Regions from separate parts of the Homo sapiens genome. Here all the other regions are linked to region 1. Evidence: chromatin contacts called from ENCODE Hi-C or POLR2A ChIA-PET data. All regions are on one chromosome and are shown on one strand. The core of a region is the stretch at or near the end of the contact, and the rest is flanking DNA. Distances in the headings are between cores, read along the strand shown. Region 1 holds the start of LINC01629 (long intergenic non-protein coding RNA 1629). Region 2 has its middle 23 kb from the start of BATF. Region 3 holds the start of ERG28 (ergosterol biosynthesis 28 homolog).

The links. Hi-C counts contacts between places; a loop is a spot of excess contacts on that map. ChIA-PET counts read pairs that join two places held with the same protein, here RNA polymerase II (POLR2A). Pooled maps may share reads with other maps.
Region 2: a pooled map shows a loop between it and region 1 (2.7-fold over the local background). The contact joins the enhancer-like site here to the promoter of LINC01629 in region 1. A Hi-C loop is called at or near these places in 2 of 50 pooled maps. POLR2A ChIA-PET finds 5 or more read pairs at or near these places in 2 of 52 experiments (GM12878 and activated CD4-positive, alpha-beta T cell).
Region 3: a loop to region 1 is called in a map of CD8-positive, alpha-beta T cell, with 20 times the contacts of the local background. The contact joins the promoter of ERG28 here to the promoter of LINC01629 in region 1. A Hi-C loop is called at or near these places in 2 of 168 maps with a recorded cell type or tissue (CD8-positive, alpha-beta T cell and naive thymus-derived CD4-positive, alpha-beta T cell) and 8 of 50 pooled maps.

The regions. Positions count from the first base shown.
Region 1 is chr14:76,957,967-76,961,360 of GRCh38, reverse strand. LINC01629 (long intergenic non-protein coding RNA 1629) reads right to left here and starts at 1,723. Exons shown (of 3, transcript NR_133913.1): 1 at 1,608-1,723. RefSeq lists enhancers at 1-215, 216-750, 1,833-1,902, 1,943-2,122.
Region 2 is chr14:75,497,315-75,500,708 of GRCh38, reverse strand. No RefSeq gene overlaps it. Among named protein-coding and RNA genes, the nearest start is that of BATF, 23 kb to the left of the region's middle. Within about 2 kb of position 1,533, at least 2 of the 41 ENCODE cell types and tissues checked have a DNase peak (open chromatin) inside an H3K27ac peak, as active enhancers do; they include GM12878, where a contact is called at or near this core.
Region 3 is chr14:75,659,222-75,662,615 of GRCh38, reverse strand. It overlaps ERG28 (ergosterol biosynthesis 28 homolog), which reads left to right and starts at 1,740. Exons shown (of 5, transcript NM_007176.4): 1 at 1,740-1,841. TTLL5 (tubulin tyrosine ligase like 5) reads right to left here and starts at 1,370. Exons shown (of 32, transcript NM_015072.5): 1 at 1,229-1,370. RefSeq lists an enhancer at 1,299-1,518 and a silencer at 1,629-1,678.

The DNA.
Region 1 (3,394 bases), core at 474-2,973:
CTGAGACAGGAGAATCACTCGAACCCAGGAGGCAGAGGTTGTAGTGAGCCGAGATCGTGCCACTGCACTTCAGCCTGGGCGACAGAGCTAGACTCTGTCTAAAAAAAAAAAAAAGAAAAGAAAAAAAAATAGCAAAGGGAATGGAGCACATTTCGGTGTGAAGGTGTGAAGCGTATGGAAAAGTGGAGGTCAGTGGTTCCCCTACAGGCACTCCTGGGGTGCTGCAACCAAATGCTAGGACAGAGACCCCCACCCCCACCCCACTGCCGACACATACACAAAGGGCACACTTTGGTCTCCACTCCTCTATTTTCCAGAGCAGTGGCTTTCGAACATTTGAAATCAAGACCTGCACTAAGAAATGCGTTCCTATCTCAACCCATTACTCAGACAAGCATACTACCCTGAGGCAAAAACTTTATGAAATTAAACGTTCCTTTTAACCTGCACTTCTATTCTTACATTCTCTTCTATTTCCTTTTTTTAAAAAAAATTCTGGCTGGGCGTGGTGGCTCACGCCTGTAATTCCAGCACTCTGGGAGGCCAAGGCATGCGGATCACTTGAGGCCAGGAGTTCGAGACCAGCCTGGCCAACATGGCAAAACCCCGTCTCTACTAAAAATACAAAAAATTAGCCAGATGTGGTGGCAGGTGCCTGTAACGCCAACTACTTGAGAGGCTGAGGCTGGAGAATCACTTGAACCCAGGAGGTGGAGGTCAGTGAGCCAAGACTGTGAAACTGCACTCTAGCCTGGGCAGAGACTAGAGACTCTAGCCTGGACAGAATGAGACTGTCTCAAAAACAAACAAACAAAAAAATTCTGTGTATGACTATGATCCCTTAACTTGATTTCATGACCCACGAATGGATCTCAACCTACAACTGGAAAAACCCACTACTCTGGAGGAGCTGATTCCGTACTCTGCTGGATCTTCAATTCCTGACCGCTGGAAATTGGCTGCAATTTTCCTGGTGAGTTCCTCCCTCCATGTTCTCCTCACTAATACACCCTACACCAGACCTCCAGTCCTAAAAGCCACCACCTGCTTCACGTCACCACACCTGTGCCAATCAGATTTCCTCTGTTCCCTCTTGGACCTTCAGGGACCTCCAGGATAAATGCCAGGATCCCAGTTACTGGCAGACTGAGAGAAGGATGACAGCCCCAAAAGATCACGAGGTTCCTATCTGTTCATATTTGGTGGGCAGCTTTCGTCTGCAAGAACAAAATACAAGCCGGGTGAGGCGGCTCACATCTGTAATGCCAGTACTTTGGGAGGCCGAGGCAGGCGGATCACCTGATGTCAGGAGTTTGAGACCAGCCTGACCAACATGGCGAAACCCCATCTCTACTAAAAGTACAAAATTAGCCAGGTGTAGTGGTGCATGCCTGTAATCCCAGCTACTCGAGAGGCCGAGGCAGGAGAATCGCTTGAACCCGCGAGGCGGAGGTTGCAGTGAGCCGAGATCGCACCACTGCACTCCAGCCTGGGCGACAGAGAGAGACGCTGTCTCAAAATAAATAAATAAATAAATAAATAAATCAATAACAAAATACATAACTCAAGCAATTTAAACAGTGAGGGGTAAAACTGAAATCACATACCAGGAAGCCCAGAGGTCTGCGGTTCCAGGGTTGGTAAATGAAGTGACCACTCTATGTCTATTTCTCTCTTGTCATTGACACCCTTTGGAAGTGTCTTTTTCTACCTTAGTCTCAGTATGACAAGAGTGCTATGTCAGGGGGCTTTTGTAGGTAGCAGAAGGGAAGGGTGAGGCCAGGGTTTCAGCTGGCTGGGCAAGTGGGTGAGTCACTAAGTGGCTGGGCCCCTTTAGCCCCATGTAAGGACAGGCTGCAGCCACCCACTGCCCGCCCCAACTGTGTCTGGACAGAAATGGACATGTCTGCTTTGCAGCAGCCACGCCTCATGCTGGGATAAACCTATGAATCAGGAAGGCCACAGATGCTATCACCCGTTTCTCTCCACCAGTTACAGGCCCCGAAAGCAGAAATGGCTGTGGCCTCACCTACGAATCCTGAATGGCGAACCCAGCATCCTGTCTCTAGCTCAGTGCTGGATTCCCTGGAGCAGGAGTGCCAAATGTGGCAGTGAGGGAAACTCTTTGGTTCTCCCTTCCACTTTGGGCTCATTCTAAGTCTATTCTCTAGGCACTGAGACCCCTCATGTTGATTTCTTCTGCCTACATGGGCCTGTTGTCTGTCGGTTTTCCCAGGAAGAGCTGGGAACTTGAGGGTTGGGGTGGGTGGGTATAATGGTGGCAGAGTCTCCCCCGGTTTCTGTGTCTATGGTAGTACCTGATAGCACAGACCTTGCCTTAACCTAGGTCTAGTAGCATGTGGGACTGTGTGTGAACTGGAAGGAACATGAGTGCCACTTCCCTTACTATGTAGATGTGGAGCCCCAGGCTCAGAAGGGGATAGTGATTTGCCCAAGGCCACACGGCTCCTTAGCAGCAGAGGCATACACTGGGGTTTCCTGGACTTCAAGCCTCCACTCTTTTGCCACTCCCACCTGTGGGGATCCCTGCTTTGCCCCCTAATTGGCTCCACCTCCCAAAGTCATCATAAATGGCCCAGGTGAGAGTGGTGCCCTGTTGCTAGGGGCTACCGGGTCCAGGCAGTAACTCAGATGCCTGCCCCAGGAAAACCCTGACAGTGGAGGAAACGCCTGTGTTTCTATCCCAAGCTGGTTTGCCTCGCTCCTGCTGAACACAGTAAAAAGAAGGTAGAATCCACACTGCAGGCCCTGAGACAACAAATGCTCACCCTTCTGAGGAAAGCTGCCTTTAACAAAGGGGAGTAGGGCTTGGCTGGCCCTGGAAAGAATTTGCTACGGGTGCTGGTGTTAGGGAGGGTATGGTACCAGCCAGTGTGTAGGAGTTCTGCTCATGGGAGGGTGTACCGGGTGTGTGCTGATTCCTCTGTGTGTGCCCAGGAAGACGGCAGCTAGTGTAGACAACCAGGGAGTGCCTGACTGGCAGCTGGAATGCCAGGGTTCTCTCAGCCACCTGTCGGTCCTGTGACCTTGGGACTTAACCTCCCAGTCTCAGTTTTTCTCAGCTGCAAAATGGGGATGCTAAGAATCTCCTTCACAAGATTGCTAAAGAGGTAAAACGAATGGATGTGCATATTCTCCCAGCGGCTGGACAAAGTGGCTTATGCCTATAATTCCAGGACTTCAGTAGGCAGACGCAGGAGGATCACTTGAGCCCAGGAGTTCAAGACCAGCCTGGGCAACATAGCAAGACCCTGTCCCTTCAAAAAAAAATTAAAAATTAGCTGGGCATGGTGGCATGCACCTGTAGTCCCAGTTACTCAGGAGGCTGAAGGGGGAGAATCTTTTGAGCCCGCGAAGTCGAAGCTGCAGTGAG
Region 2 (3,394 bases), core at 284-2,783, 1.5 Mb after region 1:
GAAAAACTTTCTCCTTTTATCTCCTTCCAACAGATAAACTGATTCAATCTGGACTCTCACATCTTATTCCTGATCCGAAAGTGTTGCCCGGAAAGCATAAGATGACCAGGCTTAGATAATACTCTACAGTTTTGTTTTTAATTTTAATTTTTTTTTTTTTGAGACGAAGTCTTGCTCTGTCACCCAGGCTGGAGTGCAGTGGCATGATCACAGCTCACTACGGCCTCTGTCTCCCAGGTTCAAGCGATTCTTCTGCCTCAGCCTCCTGAGTAGCTGGGATTACAGATGCGCACCACCATGCCTGGCCAATTTTTGTATTTTTAGTAGAGATAGGGTTTCACCATGTCAGCCAGGCTGGTCTCAAACTCCTGACCTCAAGTGATCTGCCCACCTCGGGCTCCCAAAGTGCTGGGATTACAGGTGTGAGCCACCATGCCCAGCCTTATTTTTTTTTAATTAAAATTTAAAAACCATTTAAACCTATTTACTTATTTACCATTGTATGCCCTGCAGTTTTGAGTGAACATCCTAAGGCTACCCTTTTGTGAGTTCTCCTTTTGGTTTAGTCCTGGCTTGGTTAGCAGAACCTAAAAGAATAGCCACTTCCAAAAACACGCTGGTAGGAGGTGAGGTTCCAAAGCCCAGTCCTGCCAGCTCCTATGGTGGGAAGAGCGACTGGAGCCTGGGGCCCGGGACTCCTGGCAACCCCAGCTCTACAAATGGCTGTGGGACTCTGAGAAAGCCTCTCCCAGGCTCAGGCGTCATCTGTGGAGTGGGAATAATAAAAGTAGCCACACGCTTTGTTGGGAGAGTTCAATGAGATGATGACTAGAAAGCGCTTAGGCCTGAGCACGTGGTCACCGCTCCTTAAATGTCTGCTGTGTTGGTGTCACTGCCGCTACCTTTTAGTTGTCACCGCTGCTCCTGGATTCCTCTGAAAAAGCTCAGGGAGACGCCATCTTCAAGCCTCATTAGGCATCTCCTTTGTGAAGAGCTCAGCCCCAAGGGCAAAATAAGGTCCCAGTGCTTCCAACAGTCCCTACTCTCAAGCCAGAGACAAAGAGAACAACGTCAGAGTCAATTCTCTAACTACCTTAATGACACTGAGAGCTGAGCCCTGAGCCCCGGGAAAGTTCCTGTGATGTGGTTGGAAAACTCCGTATCCCCTACTCAGCATGATGTCTCCGCCATTTGCTGGCCTGGATGTCCTGGACCCAGACAAAGCTCGACCATTTTCTGCTGTGTATGGTGTTCAGGACAGATGGTCCAGGCAGAAAGTTCAGCTCACTCTACCCAAAAATTTCACAGCAAGACCGCAGCTACGTGAATTCTACATTTTCTGTTGACAGCCCTGAAACCATAAAGTCCAGGTTCCAGTTGACTTAAAAAAAAAAAAAGAAAAGCACACGGTCATGGTGGTGTGCACATCCAGAAATTCAGACTGCGGGTCACCAGGCCCAGGGGCTTCTAGATGTTTAGTCTAAGGCAACAGAGTCTGGGCCTGCTACTGAGGTTTCTTGCTCTGAATCACCCAGCACAGAGGCAACCAGCAGTGGCTTTGACAACCCAAGCCACAGTTACACATCTCGCTGATTCTGAGGAAAGGGATGGTCCTCAAACTCTCTGGGGGCTCCCAACCTCATTTATAGAGCAGTTCTCTTGTATGTACAGTGGGTTGTAGAGCCTATTTCAGAATTTCTATGTCTACTTATTTTTATCCAAAAGTAATAAGAAAGAAATTAAGCTATGATCATATTTAATAATTAGTATAAGAGCAAACATCTATTTTGTAAATAAATATTTGTATACTGTCTTGTAAGCAATTATACATATGGTTTGTTTTTTTTTTTGAGATGGAGTCTCACTCTGTTGTCCAGGCTGGAGTGCAGCAGTGCCATCTCGGCTTACTGCAACCTCTGCCTCCTGGGTACAAGCGATTCTCCTGCCTCAGCTTCCCGAGTAGCTGGGATTACCGATGCGCACCACCATGCCCAGCTAATTTTTGTATTTTTAGTAGAGATGGGGTTTCACTATGTTGGCCAGGCTGGTCTTGAACTCCTGACCTCAAGTGATCTGCCTGCCTCAGCCTCCCAAAGTGCTGGGATAACAGGTGTGAGCCACTGCAGCCAGCCCTGTATTTATATTATATACAGACATGTACAAATATTTTTGCATGCTAAAAAATTTAACAGGGGGTGGGGTGGGCTAAGGCAGTGTGTCCCAGGCCATGGGTCCCTGTGCAAAATAATTTCTAATGAAATTTATAAATTAAAAAAATTCTTTTAATTTAACAGATGGAATGGATAATCCAGGAGGATTGGAGATGGCAGCTCTGCAGGACAAAGCCCCCACTCCCTCATGTGGTCCCTCTTCTTTCTGGTAAGCTTTCCAGCCAGAAGCTGGAGACGTTCCACTCTTCGCTGCTCTGGCCACTGGTCCAGGACCCCCACCATTGTCTTTCTCAGCTCTGCTCGTCTACTCTTTTTTTTTTTTTTTTTTTTTTTTTTTGAGGTGGAGTCTCGCTCTGTCACCGAGGCTGGAGTGCAGTGGCGCGAACTTGGCTCACTGCAAGCTCCACCTCCCGGGTTCACTCTATTCTCCTGCCTCAGCCTCCTGAGTAGCTGGGACTACAGGCACCTGCTACCACGCCCGGCTAATTTTTTGTGTTTTTAGTATAGACGGGGTTTCACTGTGTTAACCAGGATGGTCTCGATCTCCCAACCTCGTGGTCCGCCCACCTCGGCCTCCCAAAGTACTCTTCTATTCTTGCTGCTTCCTCTGGGTTTTCTCCTACCCCTTTGGCCTAGCCAACTCCTAGTTGTTCCTTAGGCCTGCACTCAGTTGCCATCCCCAGTGGGAAACGTTCTCTGATGCACCAGGATGGAGGTTCTTGGGAGCCCTTCACTGCCTGTGCATTCCCTTAGCATGGCGTTTTCATCTCATTGCCGCGCTATCCACAGGTCCATCTCACTCACTAGCTGTAGATAAGATCATCTTAGTCCCTCTGCTCCTCAGTACCCATTACAATGCCTGCAGGTGAAGTTACCAAGGAGGCCTCTTCTCTTCCATTCATGGTGCCAGGAAGACCACTGATTAAAACCCGTTGCAGAAAAGAAGGAGCATCTTCTCCAGACTCCCATTCCTTCCAGAGCATAGGTCAAATTGTGACTGCCAGGCCAAGAGTCTCTCTTCAAGAAAGAGAAGAAAGTTCCCCTTCAACAACACTCCCCCTACACCCCCTCAGGACTGTGGTTCCTCCAGCACGAAGTCTAACCAAGGACTTCCCCTGGTGGCTCTGTCAGAGCCCAGGCTGAGCGAGCTCCTTCTGCAGAAACTCGATAACATCAGAATATGGTGAGGTTCCAGGCAGCAGACCGTCCTTCTGCTGTGACTG
Region 3 (3,394 bases), core at 491-2,990, 1.3 Mb after region 1:
TGTAATCCCAGTACTTTGGGAGGCCAAGGCGGGCGGATCACCTGAGGTCGGGAGTTCGAGACCAGCCTGACTAACATGGAGAAACCCCGTCTTTACTAAAAAAAAAAAAAAAAAATACAAAAAATTAGCCGGGTGTGCTGGCTCATGCCTGTAATCCCAGCTACTCGGGAGGCTGAGGGAGGAGAATCGCTTGAACCCGGGAGGCGGAGGTTGCGGTGAGCCAAGATCGCGCCATTGCACTCCAGCCTGGGCAACAAGAGTGAACTCCGTCTCAAAAAAAAAAAAACAACAAAAAACCCCTGCCAACATTTATTTAGACTCTATGACAAGCACGCTGACAAGATGCCATCATGTTTCCAGTAAAATAAATTCAACAATGAACCGAAAGATGAATATATTCTCTTGAATCAAAGGTCCATATAAATAGGTGGGGGAGGGGAGGAATGCCCTTCCACTCTTAAAAATTATTCTTCCTAAAAATCACAAAGTTTGGTACGACTCTCAAATAGACGATGAAATTAGGAAATTTCCAACACTGCATTTCTAACTTAAAATATTTTTTCTAAAGTAAAAAAGTACATGTTCGTTGTGTGTGTCAGAAGAAGAAATAGGAACTACAAATAAAAGAAACATGTTTAAATGACCATAATCCCAAATTACTCAGCGATAATTACTTGCTGTCAATCCTTCTTAACTTTTCCATGCATTCATAAATACGATGAGACTGTAAATAAGACAAAAAAAAAACAGACCCCGATAATGATCAAAGATCTTCGGCGCAATAGGCAATGTCTAACAACTTCAATGGCTTTCTTCAGGGGATTCTCAACGGGATTTCTTGATCTTTCCCAAAATGCTGGGAAGCCCTTTAAGTTTAAACAAACAAAACCTCCAAACGGGAAGGGATGCCAACCTCTCCTAGGCTGCCTGCAGAGCGGGGAGAAACAGGTCTATCGGAAGAAGAGTAGAGATACTCACCTAAGGAGACTCCTCTCCCGAAAGGAATCTGCTTCTCAGCCCCACCCCCAGCTCACCCCAATCCCACGTAGGTCCGCAGATGCTCCCCCCGGGAAGGACGGGACGACCCCGCAGCCGCGATTCAACGCGGCGCGCCCGGAAGCCAACAGCTACTCCCGGGCTCTGAGCGGGAAGTCCTGCTGCAGGCGCCAGCCCGGACCCGGGAATGCTCCTCCCTAGGGTAGGGAAGCGCGCGGGCGCAGGCGTTTACCTGTCTCATCTTCCCATGGTTCGGGGCGAGCAGGCGTGGACCGCGCTCTGCGCCTACCTCCCTCCTCCTTCCCCAGGAAGGCTCAGGGCAGCCGCCGACGGCTGCTTCCCCGGTTACTACAACAACCAACAAGCAACCGCCCGCTCGGAGCCACTGCGCAGGCGCTCATAACGCTCAGCTGCGGACGCGGGCGAATGTCGTCACCGCCGCGCAGCGCGGGCGCAGAGCCCTGCCCTCAGCTGAAGGGAGTCTTCTTTTTTTTTTTTTTTTCCGCTGTTTTTTTCTCCGCCCCTAAGAGGTTGACTCCAAACCCGGAGTTCCGCTAGGTCCAACAGGAGGGCTTACGGCGTGAGCGGCGTACCTGGGGAGAGGCTTAGGCAGCGGCAACCGCTGATTGGCAGTAAAGGGGTTCACTCCCCATCTCCTGCTCGGGCGAAACCGGGACAGCCAATCAGAGAGAGTACTGACGGAAACGGCCCAATCCTGGAGCAGGGCTGAGGGAGGGGGCGGGGACAAATGGCTCAGGTGGACTCCGGGCTGGAGCTGTCCTGGGGGAGCTTGTTTGCGGCAGCGGCTGCTGCTGCCACTGCTGTGCTGGGGGCCCGGTCGCCAGGTAAGGAGAATATGGGGGAGAAGAGGGATGTAGGTGTCTGTGTTGCTTCTGATTGAGAGGATCCGGAGAGTCTGGAAAAATGGAGGTGGGATGGAAGGAAGATAACTGGAAGGCAACCTTTTGGGGGGAAAAGGTTTCGAGAGGCGATGACAAGGGGGAGCTAGGAAGATGGAGAAGGCTTGGTGAATTCAAGGAACGAAGGAATGGATGAGCGAATGAGCAGCCACTATGAGCCTAGCACTGTACAAAGAGCCTTCACTTTTTGTCATATAATTCTTACAATAGCCCTTCGGGTTGATATTTCTATCTCCATTTTGCAGATGAGGAAACCGAGACTGAAAAGTGTAAATGACTTACCCAGGGTCACACAGCTACTAAGTGGTAGGGCCAGGATAAGAATCCCTTTCTCCTGATTAAGTTTTAACAGCACACCTATGCTGGGCTGGGCTTGGCTGGGCTGGGCCAGGGCCAGGACAAAATTTGGAAATAGATGTTGTATACACTCTAAGAGGCCCTTAAGCTTTAGGGAAATTAGGTTGAGAAATTGGCAGAGCAATTCAGAAGTGCTCAGGCTCTGTCCTCATCAGCTATCTGTTGGGATTTCTAACAGATAACACTTCTGTGAAATGGAAGGCATACTTGTGCAGAAAAGTGGAGAGGTGCATCCATGCAGCTTTTCTAAACCCCGGAGGAGTCTCCTCTTGAGAGAGAGTGAGAAAATAAAGAGGATGGGTGGATCTTGGCCCAAATGATAATGGCCTGTGATGTCCAGTAGACCCTCAGTCTCTCTGATCTTCGACAGAGACCACCTTTGTGATCCAGCTCTCCCTGAAGGGCTCATCAATTCACCCTTCCTTCTCTAGATCTCTTTATTGCTTGTTTGGGGCGGGGAGTTGGCGGGGGGGGGCGGCGGTGTTTCACACTGTCTTGGGCCATTGCTGACTTTAATATCTGTCCCACTGGGTAGCAGAGAACAATACCGAAACTTGTATTGCCAAAGTGACAAAGAAAGCCTGTTAGTTTATTACCACTTCAGGCCCAAGAGGTTAACCTGACAACAGATAAACCGTGGACCAAGAAAATAATAATGAGGATGGGAAAAAGTCATTCCATTATTAGATTATTTATCTATTTTGGTTTTATTTAAATCAGACTAACTGAAATTACTACTCAACAAGAGTTGAACTAAGCCTTAAAAAAAAAAAAAAAAAGGCTGGGTGCTGTAGCTCACACCTGTAATCCCAGCATTTGGGAGGCGAGGCCAAGGTGAGTGGATCAGTTGAGCCCAAGTGGAGAGGTTGAGGTAGGAGGATCACTTAAGCCTTTGATTTCAAGGCTGCAATGAGCCATGACTATGCCACTGCATTCCAGCCTGTGTGACAGAGCAAGACCCTGTCTCAAAAAAATAAATAAATAAATAATAAATTAAAAAACAAAAAGTATGTAATCTAATTGTATTTTCCATACAACTTGAAGACAAAAGTGGATATGGTATGCTTTTCTTTCTCAAAAAATGGGAACTTCATTAAAATAGTCTCAAACAATGAGGTAGC